4 separate regions of the Mus musculus genome follow, and regions 2, 3 and 4 are each linked to region 1. Evidence: chromatin loops called from intact Hi-C (ENCODE). Cell type or tissue: heart. All regions are shown on one strand. Region 1 holds the start of Scoc (short coiled-coil protein). Region 2 overlaps Tbc1d9 (TBC1 domain family, member 9). Region 3 holds the start of Elmod2 (ELMO/CED-12 domain containing 2). Region 4 holds the start of Ndufb7 (NADH:ubiquinone oxidoreductase subunit B7).

Region 1 (5,000 bases):
TCCAGTAGTACTATGTCCAATTTTCTGAGGAACCACCAAACTGATTGGGAAAGGATCTTTACCAATCCTAAATCCGATAGGGGACTAATATCCAATATATACAAAGATCTCAAGAAGCTGGACTCTTGAAAAATCAAATAGCCCTATTAAAAATGGGGTACAGAGCTAAACAAAGAATTCTCAATTGAGGAATGCCGAATGGCTGAGAAGCACCTGAAAAAAATGTTCAACATCCTTAATCATCAGGGAAATGCAAATCAAAACAACCCTGATATTCCACTTCACTCCAGTCAGAATGGATAGGATCAAAAATTCAGGTGATAGCAGATGCTGGCAAGGATGTGAAGAAAGAGGAACACTCCTCCATTTCTGGTGGGATTGCAAGCTGGTACAACCACTCTGGAAATCAGTTTGGTGGTTCCTCAGAAAATTGGACATAGTACTACTGGAAGATCCAGCAATATCTCTCCTGGGCATATATCCAAAAGATGTTCCAACTGGTAATAAGGACACATGCTCCACTATGATCATAGCAGCCTTATTTATAATAGCCAGAAGCTGGAAAGAACCCAGATGTCCCTCAACAGAAGAATGGATACAGAAAATGTGGTACATTTACACAACGGAGTACTACTCAGTTATTAAAAACAATGAATTTATGAAATTCTTAGGTAAATGGATGGATCTGGAGGATATCATCCTGAGTGAGGTAATCTAATCTCACACACTGATAAATGGATATTAGCCCAGAAACTTAGAATACCCAAGATACAATTTGCAAAACACATGAAACTCACAAAGAAGGAAGACCATAGTGTGGGTACTTCATTCCTTTTTAGAATGGGGAACCAAATACCCAAGGAAGGAGTTACAGAGACAAAGTTCAGAGCAGAACCTGAAGGAACGACCATCCAGAGACTGCCCCATCCCATGTTTATGGGATCCATCCTATAAACAATCACCAAACCCAGACACTAGGCAGTTGCCAACAAGAACCTGCTGACAGAAGCCTGATATGGCTGTCTCCTGTGAGGCTCTGCCAGTGCCTGGCAAATACAGAAGTGGATGCTCATAGTCATGCTTTGGACTGAGCACAAGGTTCCCAATGAAGGAGCCAGAGAAATACCCAGAGAACTGAAGGAGACTGAAGCCCCATAGGAGGAACATCAATATGAACTAACCAGTAACCCCAAAGTTCCTTGGAACTAAACCACCAAAGAAAACACATGGGTAGAACTTGTGGCTCTAGCTATATACGTAGCAAAGGATGGCCTAGTCGGCCATCAATGGGAGGAGAGGCCCTTGGTCCTGTGAAGTTTCTATGACCCAGTATAGGGGAATGCCAGGACCAGGAATGGGAGTAGGTGGGTTAGGGAGCGATGGGGGAGGAGATCTTCGGAGGGAAAACTAGGAAAGGGGATAACATTTGAAATATAAAAAAAGAAAATATATAATTAAAAAAATCTCAGCCTCAGCATCCTCATCCATAAAATGGGCCTAATAACTGCATCTTATGGGTTTGTTCTGGGAATTTAATACATCCAGCTATGTGTTTGTGTACTTAGTAAGTATTCAACAGATGTTAACAGACCTTCTCATCTCTACTCTCTTGTTTTGACCACAGAAGAAACTTTAGAAAAATCATGTGGCCAAAGGCCTCATATTAGAACTCCTGGCCTAATCTGAGAGTGGCTTAATTCACATCACAGTAGTCCATCCAGAATCAAGGATATAGTCAATGTCCACTCTGCTTTTCCCATCATTCCACCTCGGCTGGCCTTAACATCTCAGATATGAGTTTGACATTTCCCTAATATCCTTTCAAACTCAACCACCAGACTTCTCTTGAACCTGCAATTAATGTTTTCCATCCATCATCCACTCACCAGCAATAGTTTTTTAAATTTAAAAGTCCAATGCACTACAGGAATGCACTGAACACTTTACATATATAGTTTTATCACAACAGAAAGAAAATGCAATTCACAGATGTGGATACTAAGCCTTATAAAGGCTAGAGGCCTTGCCTCATGTTTCATAGCCAAGATATTATTAAGGTCCTAAACTGAGTTTGAAAAACTCAACTCCTTTGGCGTTTCCACAAACAAAACAAATATAAAATTTCATCTGCATCCACTCCAGTGTGATGTTTCTAATCTGTTCATGTTCTGCTTTGACATTTTAGGGCTTTCAAAATCGATGGAAATCGAGGAACTACATCGTCAATAAGGATCAAACTTAAGTTAGATCCCCGGGGAGCTAGCTGCATCCAGTTTAATCATTGGAGCATACAGACACTAGGATTCCTACGCACAGCTTTGAGTCGCAGAAACGGATAACGGTTTGGGGACCTCTGTCCTTCTGGCTATTGCGACGTCTGTCTCTGGTGGTGTAACAGAAACCTTGGCTTTTCGGGAAACTATGATTTCTCCTTCCCAAACCTTACTCCTCAATATTTGTTCCGCAGGACGCCTGAGAAAAGCTGACAAAGAAACAAACCCAGGTTCTAGCAAAGACGTCCCACCCCAGACATGCACGGGCCACCACGCCTGCAAAGCAATCCTAGCACTCGAGAGGCTGAAGCAGAAGAATTGCGGCGAACTGGAAGGTAGCTCGGGCAGCAGAGCGTCTTCTCCTACTACCCGGTCCCATCGCACCCCCACGGCGTCCCGGTCCCGCACCGCCGGGCTCTTCCCACTGAGCCCGCGGCGTGGGGCCGGGAAGGTGGCTGCGCAGCGCTCGGCGGGATGTCGGGCCTCGCGGCGCCGCAATCCAGCACCCAGGCCGCCGCCCGGGTTCCCGTTCCATCCCGCCCCGCCCCACAGGGCCTCGGCGGTCTCCCAGGCCCAGCCCTCGCCGCCCCGAGCCGCCTCACCTTGCGTCTGAAGCGCCGGGAAGAGGCGGGATGGGTAGGAAGCCTCAGGCCGCGCGGCTCTCCGACCAACTGACAGCGTCAGCCCCGCCCTTCCCGCCCACGGAGCGTGCGCCGAGCGAGGAGGCGTCCTCCCACCAATCCTAACTGGAAATTGCACGCCTGCGCACTGGCTGCTGGACGCCTCGACAGGCCTGTGGCAGAGCACCGGGGTCCACCTTTGCCCTAACAAAAGGGCATTGACGACCAATCAGGATTTTTGGGCGTGTCCTAAAAAAGCAGCGACCAATCACGGCGCAGAAGAGAAGATGCGCCTAAGAAAGCGGTCCTCGCTGAGCATCTTTTGTCTCGCCAGGAACCTGGAAAGTGGGGTGGAAAGTCACTCTAGGTTAAAAAAAGAGAGACGGGGAGAGAGGGAGGGAAACAGAGACAGAATTTCTGGAAATTGCCGTGACCAGACTCTAGGAGAGAGATATTTCGTTCACATTCAAGAACAGAGTGAGCAGAACAGTGCAGCGCCCTCCCCCCTCGATTCTAAAAGCACGGTTTCCTTTTTCCCCACTTCTAAAATTAGATAACGCACAAAGCATATACCATTAATGGATGTTTCTCTTCGTACCCCATATTCAGGACAATTTTTAAACTTCCGTTCACCCGACCACGTCATGATTCCTTAGATCAGCAGTCTCCTGATCTCAGTCTCAGAAAACCCAAGGCTTAATTAAAATTGTGTTTCTTATTCAAGTGTACATGTACAATGCCAGACTTTGGGTTGCTAGGTGATTTTCGTGACACTTCATTATAACCTAACCTTTGAAACAAGTATCTTGCTGTTAGCGGTCAGTGACCACAGTATATTCTTACCTGCAAAGCATTCTTGCTTTGACTTTATCAAAACCTCTGAGCTGTAGAGGCCAGCTTACAAATACTTTCTTCTTGGCTTTTCTTTCTTATATAAGGTTCTATTTTTAATTGCATGAATATGTAGCGGTGTGTATGTACTTGCTTGTGCCTGTGCAAGGTGCCTGCAGATGCCAGAAGAGGGAATCAGACCCCTGGGATTGGGGTTACAGGTGGCTGTGAACCATTTGGTGAGGATGATGAGAACTCAACTCAGCTTCCCGTGAAAGAGCAATAAGTACTGTTAACTTCTGAGCCATTTCTACAACTCCCGGGTATCTTAAACCAATCAAGCAGGATTTGCTAACACGTGACCGTAATCCTTTATAAATAAAGTACCTACCATTTAGTGTTTGAGACGAAAGTATTAGGCTTGGACTACAATTCAGGATTTGAAGGAAGGAGAATATGGGAAGAGAGGGAAACCCCAGGTAACGCTAAGAGGAGTGCCAACAAAATAGAATGAATATGGGCAACATTCAAAGAAGGATGGGATTTTCCAAGATAGTGAAGAACACACTTTCTTTTCAAATGCACATGGGCCAGTCATAGAAATGGGCCTGAAAATTTGTTTTTGGTTTTAATTTTTTATTGTATGTATATTTTACTTGCATTTATTTCTCTGAAACACTTGGGTACCTGGTGCCTGAGGACGCCAGAAAAGAGTGTTGGATCTCCTGGAACTGGAGTTACAGACATTGTGAGCTGCCATGTATGTAGGCGCTGGAAATTGAACCTGGATCCTCTGGAAAAGCTGCCAGTGCTCTTAACTGCTGAACTATCTCTCCAACCCCTTCTTTTTTTTTTAATTATATGTATGTGTATATGTATGTATATGTGTGTGTGCATGTGTGCCAGTGTGCACATGAGTGATGAGCCCTCTGAACCCAAACAGGGTGTTATCTGATTCTCTGGAGCTGGAGTTACAAACTTTTGTGAGCCATGCAGCATTGGTGCTATGACCCAAACTTGTGTTCTCTACATAGGAACAGTTCTTGATCACCTCTCCAGCCCCCCAACTGATCTGTTGCCTGAAAAGAAACATCAATAAATTTAGAATAGCTTACACAGTTGGAATCATACAAATTATTTTCTCTGCCTACCTAGAAATTAAGTTTGAAATCAAGAAGAGATATTTTGAAATTCCTGAATAACTGGAAATTAAAATACATACTTCAAGCAAACTGTGAGTCATGGGGTCAGTCGTGGAAAAATATTTTAATTAGGT
Region 2 (5,000 bases), 270 kb before region 1:
GATGGTTTACTAGGAGAGAGACTGCAGACATGGGATGGACTGCTGACATCTTCGGGGTTGGGACCGCATTTCCCAGAGTTTGAGTGTTAGGTAAATTGCTCCCACAGTGCCCGCTGTGAGAGGATAGTTCTTGATGAGGTGAAGACATAACTGTGATGTTTATAAACTGCTTTTTTTCACATTAAAATTCAGATGTTTTCCAGTACAGCATATGCTAGCGTGCTTATGTTTGAAATATTTGGCTAACGCAAGCAATGGCTTGTAGGTGACCTGATGTTCTTTACACCTTAAAACAAAACAAAACAAAACAAAACAAAACAACAAACAAACAAACAAAAACAGTGATATAGAAAAATCTGTAGAGTTGCAGATCTTGTTGTGAAAATCCTGGCTAGCAGTCTCAGAATCCTGACTAGCAGCCTCAGAATGTTCCAGTTCATTTTGTAGATGGTCTTGAACTGTGTATTTTAATGTGTTACTTACATTGTAGTTTGGGGGATGTGCCTAGGACAACAAACATGAATAAATGTTGAGTTTGAGTTTCTGTATCATGCACTAAGTATTCATCTTTCCCAGTCACTTGCACTAGGGTGTGAAAATTAGTCAGGGGGCTAGGTATATCTTCTTAACCTTCTGATTGTAGTCTGATATTTAGAATTCCAGTTTGGGAGTCCATTGGCATCTCATCTTGTCCACTTAGAATCTGTCATTGACTTAGTCTGCAAAGATAAAAATTCTATGTTTTAGATGCTTTTGTAGATGCTGTTTCTGGAACAATTGAAATGATCTTGGAGCGTATGGCTATTCCTGCCAACAAATGCTGCTTCTCACCAACGGTGGTGATATGCCTGGTCTGGTACATCGGTACTTTCTCAAACCTAGCAGGAGCATCTTGGAAGTAGTTAGTTGTACTATGTCTCCAATGTAGTAAAGTGGGGTTCATTCATAAATTGTGAGATCATTAACAAGTGTTTATTGGCAGTGTCAGTGTCATGATGCTTGCAGCTTAGTAGAAGAGAGATGACAAAAAAAAAATCATAAAGCCATTTAAAGTTATTAGTGTGCAGGGTACCAGCCAAAAAGCAGAGTTCAGCTTTCATCAAATGATGAGGCTTTACTGAGCACTTAGGAAGACAGAGGCTGGGTTGGTTAGCTGAGTCAAAGCAAGAAAGTCTGTCAGTGAATTAGACCTGAAAGACACAAAGCAGTGACTTCACCAGAGCAAATCACGCTGGAGCCAGGGAGGAGGTGGTCCATCCTGGAAGAAGCCGCCTCCTGCCAGAAAGAAGGATGGACGTGCCCTGCCTCCTCTGTCCTCCCAGCTAGTCTCCACTGGAGATGCTATGCACAGGTTTGCTTGCTTGCTTTTGTTTTCTTTTGTTTTTTAAGGCAGGGTTTCTCTGTGTAGCCCAGGGTGTCCTGGAATTCACCTGTAGATCTATCTGGCTGGCCTTGAGCTCAGGGATCTGTCTACTTCTGCTTCCTGAGTGCTAAGATTAAAGGTGAATCCATAGTTATTGATAAAGCTTTTGGTGAGGTGATACATGCATTTGACATACTTATTTAAGAAGTTTTAACTGAAAAATTTAAAGTATTTTTAAATAAAATTGCACAAAATAAGGTGCAGAATCCAAGAATTTACCAGTAAGTGAAAATTTTGCAAACCCACACCAGGACAAAAAGAGGGGACTAGTACCAACACCCAGCCGAGCCTCATTTGACACTCTTACCTGCCCTTAAAGCTAAAAGCTGTCTCAATGCTTTTTGGTCAACACATCCTGCTTTTCTTCTGTTTGTTTGTTTGTTTGTTTGTTTTGTTTTGTTTTTTCCAACAAAGAACATAGACCTAAACCATGATATTTTTAGGTCTCTCATATTTTCCTTTTTTTTTCTTTTGCTTTTTTCAGAAAGGGATGATATGGAATCATAGATTGTTCTCTGTGTTGTTTGGTATTTATAAACACTGTTGCTTGTGGCTGTTTACTTTGTGTAAACCCCTTTATGAGTGTACTAGCATCAGCTCATCATCTGCTTGTCTATTAGTTACATTGCTGGTGAAACCTCGGTGGCTGGCGCATTGGGGTCCCTGAAGGCTGATTCTGCAACTTGTAGCTGCTTCATGGCACCAGTGGCCACATTCTCTCTCTGGTTTTTAGTGATACTGAGTGGCTGAGTTTTTCTAACTGATAAAGCGATTACATTCTTACATACTCATTGGCCATCTTGAAATACTTTGTGACATGGTTGCTGAAACATTTAGCCTTTTTCAACTGAGTTGCCTTGTCCTTTTCTTACTAACGTGTAGAGACTACTAAAAGTTCTAGACATGAGTCTAAGTAGGATCTCCATTTTCTTGTTTGCTTTTTCAGTTCCTTAATGAGAACAGGTTTTTCATTTTAACATTCAATTCCTTTGTAGATTCCTCTTTATTTACATTAAGGCTTTTGTGGTGGCCAGTAACTTATTCTTCTCCTTCTAGAAGATAAAATGTAATCATCGATAATATTTTCCACAGACTCTGTAGCTTTAACTTTCAAGTTTATGTCTAACATTCACTGGGGTTTAATTTTTGCATATCACCTGATGCAGAAGACAAGTCTTACTTAAGAAGAGTGTGTGTGCATGCCTAATCTGGCATAATTTACCAGAAGCTCATTGTACTCTCACTACCCCAGGGGTCTGCTTTTATTACAAAGCAAGAGTCCAAATATGTGTGCTTAGTCAGGGCTTTGCCCTCTCTGTTAGTAAATTTTCTACAAATACCACAATGTATTTTCATAAGAGTAGATCAAGTAGAACGCACACTCCCTCACTTCTTGTTCTTTAGGAACTTATTGACCATCCTTTGACTTTCACACTGATAATATTTTAGAATTAATTTAAATTCACCACAGGAAAAAACAGCCCCCTCTACTGGTGGGGAATGCTTCCTGCATTGGCATACTCTGAGAAGGGCATGAAGCCTACGCTGCTGAGCAAGCCATTTCTGCTTTTCACTTGGTCAGGTTTGGTATCTTCAGTGATCAAGTATGTCATAGCTTACCTTCTTTTAAAACCATAGTCTGGCTGGGAGGGTTGGGGTGCACACCTTTAATGCCATCCTTGAATCCCAGCAACTTGGGAGGCAGAGGCAGGCAGATCTGAGTTTAAGGCCAGGCAGGGAAAGCCTGTCTCTAAATAAATAAATACATACATACATAAATACATACATAAATAAATACATAAATAAATACATAAATAAATACATAAATAAGAAAGACATTTAAATAATCAGAAATAAAGTTGAATTCTGTACCCACAGAGAGCTTGTATGAGTGCCCATTGTAGGCACAGCTTTGACCCCTCCTCCCTCACCTTTCTCTTTTGTGTGTCCTGAGGTGGTGTTAGTAGATGTATTTGTACACTCGTAACTGCAGCAATCTCTTAGCAAGTTGAGTTCTTCACTCATTTTAAGAAACTCACCTGTGTCTTCTGACTTGCCTAAGTCTTCTCTATGACAGTTATAACGGTTTATTTTCTTAGTGGTTATGTTACCTTTTGAAATTTTACTTTCTTAAAATTTATCATTGTGTGTGTGTGTGTGTGTGTGTGTGTGTGTGTGTGTGTGTGTGTTACATGAGCGTGTGCCACCATGTGAGTGGAGGTCAGAGAATCGCTTGTTGGGAGTTGGTTTTCTTGCTCTCCTTTGTTTCTTTTTTTTTTTTTTTTTTTTTTTGTTGGTTAACAGAACTTTATTAAGTCACAGAAACTTTAGTGCAAAACAAAATCTAGGTCCATTTAACTGCACAGGCTGTCTCCTGGCAACCGGAGGCACAGGAAGCTTCTACTCTACACAGAGACCCCTCAGTTCATGGCCCACTGCCAGGCAGACGCTTCACTCATGAGGTGAACAGGCAGGTCAACAAGAGCTACAGGTGGTGGGAAAGCCGTGCAGGACTCTCCTTTGTTTCTGATTTTGCTCTGCTTCTCGCTGGAGGCTGACTGACCCGAGCTTCTGAGGGAGACGTTTCCTTCACTGAGCTGCAGGAGCCTTGCAGTTATGAACTCTTCTCATCTGGGCTCTGGGGACTGATTCAACTGCATTGAGTTTAGGTTGTTAGGCTTGCAGAGTAAGCAACTTTAGCCCTCTGAGCCCTGCTTTTTCCGTGTAAATTTAATTTTGTGAGATTTTCCTATGTAGCTGGCTGGCCTGGTACTCACTGTGCAGCCCAAGCTGACCTTGAACTCATGGCAATACTTCAGCTTGAGCCTCCCTGCTCCTGGGATCAGAATCAACACCAAACTGACCGCTTGCTTTGACATGATCTTGTGTTTGGGGCTTGTTTCTTAGCAATAGCAAATGTTCCTTTTCCTATGCATGTGGAAGCCTTTGCTTTCGCCGGCTTGTGCAGTCAGGGCACACATGTCTTGAGCATAAGCATACTATTTTACTAAATGCTATTGGCTACTTTCTGTTTTTTATCTCCACTGCCCTGTGGCGGGATGTGAGAGTTGTTGTTGTTGTTTGTTTGTTGTTTTTTCAAGACAAGGTTTCTCTGTGTGGCCCTGGCTGTCCTGGAACTCACTGTGTAGACCAGGCTAGCCTTGAATTGCAGAGATCTGCTTGCCTCTGCCTCCCTATTGCTGGGATTAAAGGTGTGCGCCACAACAGCCTGGCCGAGCTACTCTTTACTTAAGGTTATGTTTGTTAAAAGGTCTTTAAGCTACAACTTCTATGTGTAATCCAGTATTCTTTTAGTGGAAAAACAAAGGGAAATTACAAAACAACTTTTGACTTAGCAGTGTATGCTGGTAGTGCGCGTGCGCGCGCGCGCACACACACACACACACACACACACACACACACACACACACACACACACATTTTTTTGTTTTGTTTTTTTTTTTTTTTTTTTTTTGTTTTATTTTGTTTTTTTGAGACAGGGTTTCTCTGTATAGCCCTGGCTGTCCTGGAACTCACTTTGTAGACTAGGCTGGCCTCGAACTCAGAAATCCACCTG
Region 3 (5,000 bases), 110 kb before region 1:
TAGGTATTTTCTTCATTTACATTTCCAGTACTATCCCAAAAGTCCCCCATGCCCTCCCCCCTCACCCCCCCCCCACACTTCTTGGCCCTGACGTTCCCCTGTACTGAGGCATATAAAGTTTGCACGACCAATGGGCCTCTCTTTCCACTGATGGTCGACTAGGCCATCTTCTGATTCATATGCAGCTAGAGACACGAGCTCCAGGGGGTACTCTTCAATCTTTACCTCATACATTTGTGTAAAAATTTCAAATGGAAGAGAGAATAATTTTCTAGTAAACAATTGAAAATATAATCTGAATAATAACTGATACATTTTTAAGACACCCAAAAGGCTCGTTTTTTGGATACATATGGGATGTTTTAGGAAGTTTCTTTTTATATATTCAGTGCTCAATTCAATAGTCAGTAGTAGAATGAAAAGAACTTAAAGACCACAAAGCTTAAGAAACTCAGCTGCAGTGACTCGCTCAAATCAAACTCCCATGGGGTGAGCAGAAGAATTCAGTTAGGTTATAATTAATGTTGAATTTTCTTTATTTTGAAGGTATTACCTATTCTGTAGGTCCTCTGTGCCCCTCCATAGGTGTCAAAAATTCGCTGCAATTCACATTTCCCAGTCATCTGCCGTAAGAGCCATTTCATCCAAAATCGGAAAAAGTGTCCATAGAAAAACTCCCACAGAGACACGAACATGTTTCCCTGGAAAGAGGATATAAACACACAAGCTTAACGGTCTCAAACTGGAATTATAAAACTGAAAAAGAAATTAAGTTGATCCAACTCCCCAAATGATAATGAAATATATTATTCCATTGTGTCTATTTTGTGAGTGTTTAATTCATCAGGCAAGGAAATAACATACAACAGCTTAAATAATGATTTGCCAAATGGTCACTTGAAAAAAAAATGTAAAAAGTAGCCAAATAACTGGCCAAATTATTTAATCGCTAAAAAGAATAACCACATTTCATTTTTGCCAAATATTATATTTAATATTTTGGATTCATACTTCCGTTTTTCATCCCTTGAAACTTGGAACAAAGAAGTTCAAGAATAAAAGGACCAACCGAGCAACAATTTCAAATCTACCACACATCAGATGTGGCTTCCCAAAAAATGAGCTCTTCTCAGCCTTGGTTGAGAGCGCGCCCAGCTGTCCCTGTCAGCTGACTCCGACAAATGAAAACACTACAAGTGGCTTACAAACTGAAGCATACAGGTTGGGAAACCGAGCAGATGGCATCCTGACGAATTCATCATTGTTCTAGTCAGTAGGTGAAGGGCAGAGACACCAAGAGGTTAAAAAACAAAAAACCCCACAAAATCTATACACTTGATATAACTGATCTTGCAATAAAACTCTTTTCGGGTGCTAAACGAAGGGGAGGAGGGATACCGGGAACTCCAGCCCTGGGATTCGCAGACACACCCTCTCTGCGCCCGGGCCCGAGGAGCTGTCAAATTCGAAATCCCCGCAAGGCAAGGCACCAGGTGTCGGTGCCAGACACGCGGATCAGGATCTTTAAAATGAGTCATCCCGTCGGCGCTTGTCGGGACGAAGCGGGCAGAAGTGCCAGGCGCAGGCAGGCCGTCCCGCCGAGCCCCAGGGCCTCGGGAAACCGAGTGCGAGCCCCGTGGGCACCGCGCCGTCCCGCCCCTCTCGCGCGCGGGAACGCTGCACAAAGCCCCGACGGCCCCCGCACCCTGCGGGTTATCCGCGGGACGCCAGCGAGGCTTGCGCAGCCGCACGCCAGCAACTCAGAGTGAGAGAAAAATAAAACAGCAGCCACCTCACAGGAGCGGAAGAACTAGGGGGAAGCTGGCACTGCCTCGGTTTCCCCAGCTGCAAACACCGGCAACGGAAACGACGCTCTACGTGGAGCGCTCCCTGCGAACACCGCGACCCGGAAGTCCGCACGGAGGCTGCGGGGGCGGGGTGTCTCTTGGCTCCGCGCCCCGCCTCTTCGTCTTCTTCCGATTGGCTCGCTCTCAGCCTATCGCCGGCGCGGAAGGAGGGGCCCGCGGGCAGGCGCGCCAGACGCTGGACGGTTCCCATGGCAACGGCGGCGGCCGCACTCCCAGCCCAGCGCCAACGAGTTCCCTGTGGACTCGGCCTGGGAACTTTGCTCTGGGCTTTCCGGGACTCTTCCACCGCGGGCGTGACCACAGCACTTTCACTTACATTTCCTAATCTGCGAAGTGATTATTTCCCATCTTTATGAGGCACAAAGGAAACTTGGGTCGAAGGCACTTTATGGATGACGCAAAAGAACTTGCGTGACTAAGTGTGTGCAATGAGAAGTTGCGAGTTTTTCCTCTGAAAACAAACATGGAACACTTAATTCATCAAACGTTCATTTCTTAACATCGTTTCTACTGGAGGAATAATCTGTGCCTTTTTTTTAAACCTCAAAAGTATGGTTTTTATGTGCTAGGTGGTCTTCTACAAGGGACTCGCACGCCAAACCAACCAGCAAAAGCATAGTATCAGGTGAAGCTGCCTAACAAAGTTATTAAGGGGATTAGGGAGTAGGGGAAGGGATCATTACATACAGCGGAATCAGCAAAGTAAGGATAAGCGTTACTAGAGGAGATGAGGGAGTGTGCTGGGCCAGCTTCAGGAGGAAGACTGATCCACAGGACAGTAAATGTAGAAGTCCTGGGTTAGGAATGTATTACAAAAGGCTGATGGCACAATAATGGGGTTGGTGGGTTGGATAAGAAAGAGCCAAGTGGAGAGAAGGCTAAATATAAAAGAAGTTAAAAATGAAACAAAAGAAATTCCTGAATTGGGCACGCTCATGCATGCCTGTAATTACATGCCAGCTGGAGGGTGATGTGGGCAGGGAGATCTGCAGTTCAAGGCTACTTAAGGATCTGCCTAAAAAAGTAGATAGATAGATAGATAGATAGATAGATAGATAGATAGATAGATAGATAGATAGACAGACAGACAGACAGTTTAGCCTCCTACCCAAACAAGATTCCTGGCTCCTTGGTCCCCTTGTCAGGACCAACCACTATTAGTTCCTTATACTTCCAAAAATATTCAAGCCAGTGTCTTGTCTATGCCCCATCCATCTCCGTGTTAGGTCTGATTAAGTGCGCAGTACATGCCTTTCCAATTTTTCTTTTTTTCAAGACAGGGTTTCTCTGTGTAGCCCTGGCTGTCCTGTCACTTTGTAGACCAGGCTGGCCTCGAACTCAGAAATCCACCTGACTCTGCCTCCTGAGTGCTGGGATTAAAGGCATGCACCACCACGCCCGGCATGCCTTTCCATTTTAAAGGTAGATTCTTCTTGTAGAGCATAAACCTATGAAGGGCAGACAAGCCACCACCTTTGCCCCATGGGAGTGAAATATTTCGTGGAGACCATCTCTCTCCCTGTCTCCAGTCAAGTTCTTGTCCCGCCCTCCTCTAAGAATGGAGTGGTCAGACAACAAAGACGTGTTATTGACACTCTGGGATTAACAGCCTTTACAAGATAAAAACTAGTTTAAACAGATTGCCATGTAGGATTTTACTATTCAGAGCCATTTGAACTCTCAGTTCCTGAAAGCATACAGCTCTAGCAGGTCACTGGACCAGCATGGTGGCCAAGCTGGGACTCAAGGCTCTGAAGCTGCAAGTCTGGAAGTCTACATCAGAGTAGGTATCACAGCAGTGGGTCTTGGAGTCAGGAAGCAGCTGCAGAGACAATTCCCTTCTTAGCCAGACTGCAAACTCTTGGAGAAATGAACCCTCTGCCTCAGCTGCTGGCCATATCCTGGAGCAGCCTCAGGTGAGCTCCCTGCCCAGAGTAGAAGGACCAGGGAGCCTCCAGTCAAATCCATCCCCCGGGAGTGTTGGAGGCAGCCTTTCTTCTATATGCTCCTGCAGTAAGCTGTTCTGTTTCTATAGCTTTGAGTATCCAAATTTATAGGTTACCAAGCAGGCCCTGATTGGCAAATCTTGAAAATGGGTATGTCCTGAAAGTGGAAGAATTAGAATTTAGGATCAATCAAGGAAGAGTTATCAAATCTAATGGGGTAGGGGTAAACCCAGAGACCAGCAAAAGTTCTCAGTCAAGTACACAGCTCTCTGTTAGAGTAGGAAAATGTAAAAGAAATCTCTTGGCCAGCCACACACCATCTTTGGCGCGAACCCAGCAGAGGGTCCCAAGGTCCCTAGAGGACTCTCCACGATGCAGGCCCCCTAGCACACCAAGGGCCTCAGGATCACTAGTGAGTAGAATGCAAAATCAATTTCAAAGAATCCTGGAGGGTCTTGTGCCAGCAGGAACAGGGACAAAGGAACCCTGCCCTACCAGAGGATGGAATTCTTTCCTGTCAGAGCCAGCTGCGCACCATCTTCAGCGTGAACCCAGTACAGGGTGCCAAGGTCCCCAGAGGACTCTACACCTGGGACTTTGGGATCACTGGAGGCAGAGTTGAGACCCAGACCCCTGGGCACCTTCCTTGCCAGAGGAGAGTCCCGCCTCCAGGGAGGGCTCTAACCCCAGGACACAGGAGGTGGATCAGAGCTCCAGACTTCTGAACACCTTCCCTGGAAGAGGAGAGCTTGCCTGCAGAGAGTGCTCTGACCACTGGGATTCAGGTGAGAGTTGGGCTCCCAGGAGTGCTGACAGAGGCTAACAGAATCACAGGAGGAACAAGCTCCAGAACCAGAACATCCACAACATCATCAGAACCCAGAACACCCACAACAGCGAGTCCTCAATACCCTAACACACCCGAAAAGCAAGACTCGGATTTAAAATCATATCTCATGATGCTGGTAGAGGATTTTAAGAAAGGCATTAAACACTCACTTAAATACAGGAGAACACTGCTAAACAAGTAGAAGTCCTTAAAGAATTATAGGAAAACACTGCTAAACAGGTAGAAGTCCTTAAAGAGGAAAAACAAAAATCCCTTAAAGAATTACAGGAAAACACAACCAAACAGGTAATGGAATTGAACAAAACCATCCAAGATCTAAAAATGGAAGTAGAAACA
Region 4 (5,000 bases), 120 kb after region 1:
ATCGCACCCCTTTAATCCCAGCAGTTGGGAGGCAGAGGCAGGCAGATGTCTGAGTTTGAGGCCAGGCTGGTCTGCAGAGGGAATTCCAGGAAAGCCATGGCTACACAGAGGAAATCCTGTCTCAGAAATACAAAAAAGGAGAGAGAGAGAGAGAGAGAGAGAGAGAGAGAAAGAGAGAGAGAGAGAAAGAGAGAGAGAGAGGGAGAGAGAGAGAGAGAGAGGACAAACTAACAAGAAAGGGAGAACATAGAAATACAAAAGACAGTGTGTGTGTGTGTGTGTTTGTGTGTGTGTGTGTGTGTGTGTGTGTGTGTGTGTGTGTGTGTGTGTGTGTGTGTGTGACACAGACTGAGATCCAGAGACTGAGGGGATAGACAGACAGACAGACAGAGACAGGAAGTGTATAACAGAGATAAGCAAAGACAGAACGAAAGAGTGTGTGTGACATGCTCAGAGAGACAGAGTGTGAATGAGTATGTGTAGGACACAGAATGTGATAATATGTGTGAAACAGAGACAGAGTATGTGTGACAGAGACAAACAGAGAATAAGACACGGGGGTGAGAACGGAGAACGAGACATGGGGCATGTATGAGAGACGCCAAGAGAGACAGAGGTTTGTGTATCAGACACAGAGAGACCGACACGTGAATTGTGTGTGTGTACATGGAGACAGAGACACAGAGTATATGTCTGACACAAAGACAGAGTGTTTGCACGTCACAGAGACATAGACAAGAAAGAGAGACAGGGAGGGGGAAAGACAACATGTATGTGCTCAAGCTCTGTCCAGTGGAGAAGAGAGGCTCCTCCTGGCTGCCTTCAGACCAAGGTGCAGAACGCTCAGCTCCTTCTCCAGCACCAGGCCTGCCTGGATGCTGCCATGCTTCCCACCATGATGATAACAGACTGAACCTCTGAAACCATAAACCAGCCCCAATTAAATGTTTTCTTTGTTTCTTCACAGTGATAAAACCCTAACTAAGCCACTCAGTTTTAAAGTACTGTCTCACAAAGGCAAAGACCTATGTTTGATCTCAAGAAGCCACACTGTGCTACCTGCTTTTTATGTCAACTTGACATAGGTTAGAGTCACTGTGGAAGAGAGAGCCTCAGCTGAGAAAACACCCCACCAGATTGGCCAAAGGCAAGTCTGGAGTACATTTTCTTTCTTTCTTTTTCTTTTCTTCTCTTTTTTTTTTTTCCTTTTTTTTTTTGTACATTTTATTTAGTGGTTGACATGTGGTGTAACCCCTGAGGTGGTGGCCATGGGTACTAAAAGAAAGCAGCCTGAGCCAGGCGGTGGTGGCGCATGCCTTTAATCCCAGCACTTGGGAGGCAGAGGCAGGCGGATTTCTGAGTTCGAGGCCAGCCTGGTCTACAAAGTGAGTTCCAAGACAGCCAGGGCTATACAGAGAAACCCTATACAAAGAAAAGAAAGCAGCCTGAGAATGCCAGTAAGCAGCACTCCTGGGTGGCCACTGTGTCAGTTCCTGCCTCCAGGGTCTGTGTTCCTGTCCTGACTTCCCATCAGGACATTCCCGTCAGGACATACTGCATTCCAGACCGGGAAGTAAAACACTTACCTCCCCAAATGGCTTCTGGTGGTATTTCATCACAGCAATGGAAACCCTAACTAAAATACCATGTAAAACAGACGCTGGGCATGGCAGCCCAGAGGAGACAAAGACAAGAGGATCCCTGGGGCTTACAGACCAGCCCGCCTTGGGGAGCTCTGAACAGAGAGGTGTGCTTAGTCTGAGTCAAATAAGCTGTCCTGGATGAGAGGAGAGAGCAAGCCAAGAGAGGACACACCCTGACAGACACTTAGGAGCAAGGAAGAGAGTGGTTCCTTCAGAAGCTCTAGACCAAGAGCTTTTAAGACCATCAGGTTGGCTGCGCCCTCTCTGGTCAGGATTGGGCACTACGGACAGGCTTCAGTGGTAAAGCCTTCATTTACCATGTTCTAGACCAGGATCACAAAGTATTCATTTTAGAAGAACAACGACTGGAAGGAGGGCTCAGTCATTACTGTGATTGCTTTACCAACATAAAGAACTCAATTCAGTCCCCAAACCCCATGTAAGAAAACTCCTGGTGTGGGGGCACACGCTTGAAATTCCAGAACCACAGACAGGGTGCCCGGTTAAATCTCTCGGGCCTTCTAGACAGCCAGCCTCACCTACTTGAAGGGTTCAAAGCCAGTGGGAGACAGTGTCTCAAACAAGTTGGACAGAGACAGAGTAATGACCCCAGAAATTGACCTCTGACCACCAAATGCACTCATAAGCACACCTACGTATGTGCACTCACACCGACAAACCTAGGGAAAGTGTTTGGAAGTTCGAGTGTTGGAAATGGTAGTGTATATCTGTGGGAAAGCACTTATCTACCATATGCTAGGCCTGGGGGTCTATCCTAAAACCAGAAAAAAAAATTAATTTAAGAAAAAAAAAAAAAAGAGGAGGAGGAAGAGGAACGCGGAAGATGGTTCGGTCCAGGGTGTCCACAGTACCCATGTATACACATGTATACAGCAGGCTTGGTGGCACACATTTATAATCCTAGCACTGGGCAGAGCACAGGGGACCCTGCCACCTCCCCGCTTCCACACCCGCACTCCTCCCTGCAACTCCCTGGCCAGCCTGGCCTTCTAGCCAACTGGCGTTCGCCGCACCCGCTCTGTCTCCTCCACACCGCCAGGGGGTGTCAGCGAGCCAGGAAGCGTTCCATCGTTCATCTCTATGACCCCCGCCGCAGCCTAGATGACCCGGAAGACACTGAAGGGGCAGTGCTTCCAGGTGGGAGCGAGGTGACCCCGGCTACTAAAGAAGGGTAAGGCAGAGTAGCCATGGGGGCGCACCTGACCCGGCGCTATCTGTGGGATGCCTCGGTGGAGCCTGACCCCGAGAAGATACCCAGCTTCCCGCCGGACCTCGGCTTTCCGGAGCGCAAGGAGCGAGGTGAGCTCAGTGCGCAGGCGCGACCGCAGATCCCGCGGAACTCAGCTGCCTGCTTGCGGAGGGCCGGGTCGAGTCGGGAGGGCGACCTCCTTGAGTGTGGAGGCTGTGCGGGGATGGCTAAAGCAAAAGGCTGGGACGAGACAGCAGAGAACGGGAAGATGAGACTGCCCCGGTGCACTTCGTCCTGGGCACAGCGCGGAGCCTAGGACATGTTCTTTGCATCTCCATACATTGTCACTAGCATTTGGTTACGTACAATAATACAAGGTTGGGGGGCTGGAGCGATCATGCTCCTTGTCCTGTCTAGTGTGATGGTGCTGGGGGAGGAACCCAAGGCCTGTGTGTACTCGCAAGGTTCTCATTCTTCCTGTATAGGAAAATCAGAGTGACAGCTCTGGACAAAGTCCTAGTTTGGCACTTGGGATGCCCCAGGGTAGCAGAGAGCCACTGGCGCTGTCTTCAGGGAGCCCCCTGGACAAAGCAGCGTGTCCAAAAAGATCTGGGAAGCAAATTTAAGAGTGTAGAAGCACAGGCTAAAAGGGGTGTATATGAGATTGATGAAGCTGGTACCAGGGAGGGACAGAGCCCCACTTGTAAGCAGGGGAAAGACACAAATGACTTGCCTTACCAAAAGGTTGTAGTGTCGACTAGAAGATGGCTCCGTCAGTACTGAATCTGCAGAACATTTACCCACCTGACACCCTGCTTTGCCCATAGTCATTTTGAAAATACAGCACTCCCTGGCCGCCTCTCTTGCTTGGCTAATCCAAAACCCTGGTAAAACTCAGCTGGCCCTGCTGACCTGGTCTCCAAGTTGCTTCCTCACTCCAGACCCCCTTCTTATTTTTGAGTCAGACTAGTCTCTAACTCACAGTCCTTTCCCTTTGGCCTCGGGAGCACAGAGCTCATAGGCCCAGTGGTGCTCAGGGATGCTATAGCCTACATTGTTGCTTCTATAGTTCTTCACTGCCTCTTCATCTTAGGCAAGCTCTTGTGAGAAAGCAAGAGTAGCTCCTGCTCCCACACCCATGCATCTCCAAACTCCTTCCAAATGACTTGTCCCTAGCCTGGCGGAGTCCCCATTCCAGGTGAACCCCCCCCCACACACACACACACACCCCTTTATATCCTCCATCCACCCTCTACAATGAAAGGATCCTGCTCCCGAACCTCTCATCAGGCTCCTGTCCATGGTTTTGAAACACCCCCACAGGAACATCATGAGTTCCTGGGATGGATAGCAATCCTGTCTCAAAACCTAAGTATAAAAATCCCCGTTACTGAAGGGCTCCTCTCAAGGCTCCCAGCCAGCCCCAGCTCCACCTGTCATTCCCCACCTCTACCTTGCTCACCTCCACTTCCCTGCGCACTCTCACTGATTGTTCCTCGGCTCCCTTGACTGCCTTGAAGCTGCTGCCTCCTTTGTTCTGCCCTGGAGGCAGCTCACAACTGTGTGGTGTACACCAGTGCTGTCCACTTGATCTCCAAGGGGAGCCTTAACCTTGAACTTATAAATGACATTGCTGACTTTTGTTTTCTGAATTTTAGGGCTTTATTAGTGGTACATGTGTATGTGAGCACTCGTGTGCATTGACGGCCAGAAGTCTGCAGAGTGTCCTCCTGAAATCACATCCCCTTTCCTCCCCCAGGAGCCACCACCCCCTTCCACTGACACCTTAATTTTTAAGATAGGGTTTCACTCTGTAGCACAGGCTGGCCAACCTCTGAGTGTTGAGATCACAGGAGTAAGCCAACAAGCCCAGCCTGGGTTTTATTTTCCTTTTGAGACAGGATCTTGCTGTGTAGCACAGGCTAGTCTCAAAACTCTTACCTCAGGCTCCTGAGTGCCGAGATTGCTGGCTGTACCCCTCTGTCTTCAATGTCTGTCTTGTACTCTTTGAGTCTCAGCTCTGTCCTCCCCTTAAGCCTACCGTGCTCACCTTCCCAGTCACTGTCAAGGACAGCTCTACCTTTCCCTGAGCTTAGGTCAAAACCCGGAAGCAGGAAAGGTGCCTGCTGCCTCAAGGCTTTGGCCCC

The links. A loop is a pair of places that touch in the nucleus more often than their neighbours do. Peaks named below come from ENCODE experiments on the same cell type or tissue, not always from the same donor. Only the 100,000 strongest peaks of a DNase experiment are listed, where the experiment ranks them.
Region 2: a loop joins it to region 1, with 4 times the contacts of the local background. A loop is called at or near these places in 2 of 42 quality-filtered maps.
Region 3: a loop joins it to region 1, with 6 times the contacts of the local background. A loop is called at or near these places in 14 of 42 quality-filtered maps.
Region 4: a loop joins it to region 1, with 3 times the contacts of the local background. A loop is called at or near these places in 6 of 42 quality-filtered maps.

The regions. Positions count from the first base shown.
Region 1 is chr8:83,439,547-83,444,546 of GRCm38, forward strand. Scoc (short coiled-coil protein) reads right to left here and starts at 3,116. Exons shown (of 4, transcript NM_019708.4): 1 at 2,876-3,116. In heart, no CTCF peak of the experiment used is centred here; a DNase peak (open chromatin) is centred at 3,025; H3K4me3 peaks cover 2,125 bases; H3K27ac peaks cover 1,771 bases.
Region 2 is chr8:83,166,970-83,171,969 of GRCm38, forward strand. The region is part of intron 1 of Tbc1d9 (TBC1 domain family, member 9); the gene reads left to right. Among named protein-coding and RNA genes, the nearest start is that of Tbc1d9, 4.1 kb to the left of the region's middle. In heart, a CTCF peak has its summit at 2,915 (motif pointing left); no DNase peak of the experiment used is centred here; H3K27me3 peaks cover 382 bases.
Region 3 is chr8:83,330,558-83,335,557 of GRCm38, forward strand. It overlaps Elmod2 (ELMO/CED-12 domain containing 2), which reads right to left and starts at 1,929. Exons shown (of 9, transcript NM_178736.5): 1 at 1,793-1,929; 2 at 554-701. The coding sequence starts at 695. Gm32327 (predicted gene, 32327) reads left to right here and starts at 2,062. Exons shown (of 2, transcript NR_168721.1): 1 at 2,062-2,493. In heart, no CTCF peak of the experiment used is centred here; a DNase peak (open chromatin) is centred at 2,024; H3K4me3 peaks cover 1,834 bases; H3K27ac peaks cover 1,104 bases; H3K27me3 peaks cover 696 bases.
Region 4 is chr8:83,563,968-83,568,967 of GRCm38, forward strand. Ndufb7 (NADH:ubiquinone oxidoreductase subunit B7) reads left to right here and starts at 2,791. Exons shown (of 3, transcript NM_025843.3): 1 at 2,791-2,963. The coding sequence starts at 2,852. In heart, CTCF peaks have their summits at 1,912 and 2,701 (motif pointing right); a DNase peak (open chromatin) is centred at 2,754; H3K4me3 peaks cover 2,035 bases; H3K27ac peaks cover 2,160 bases.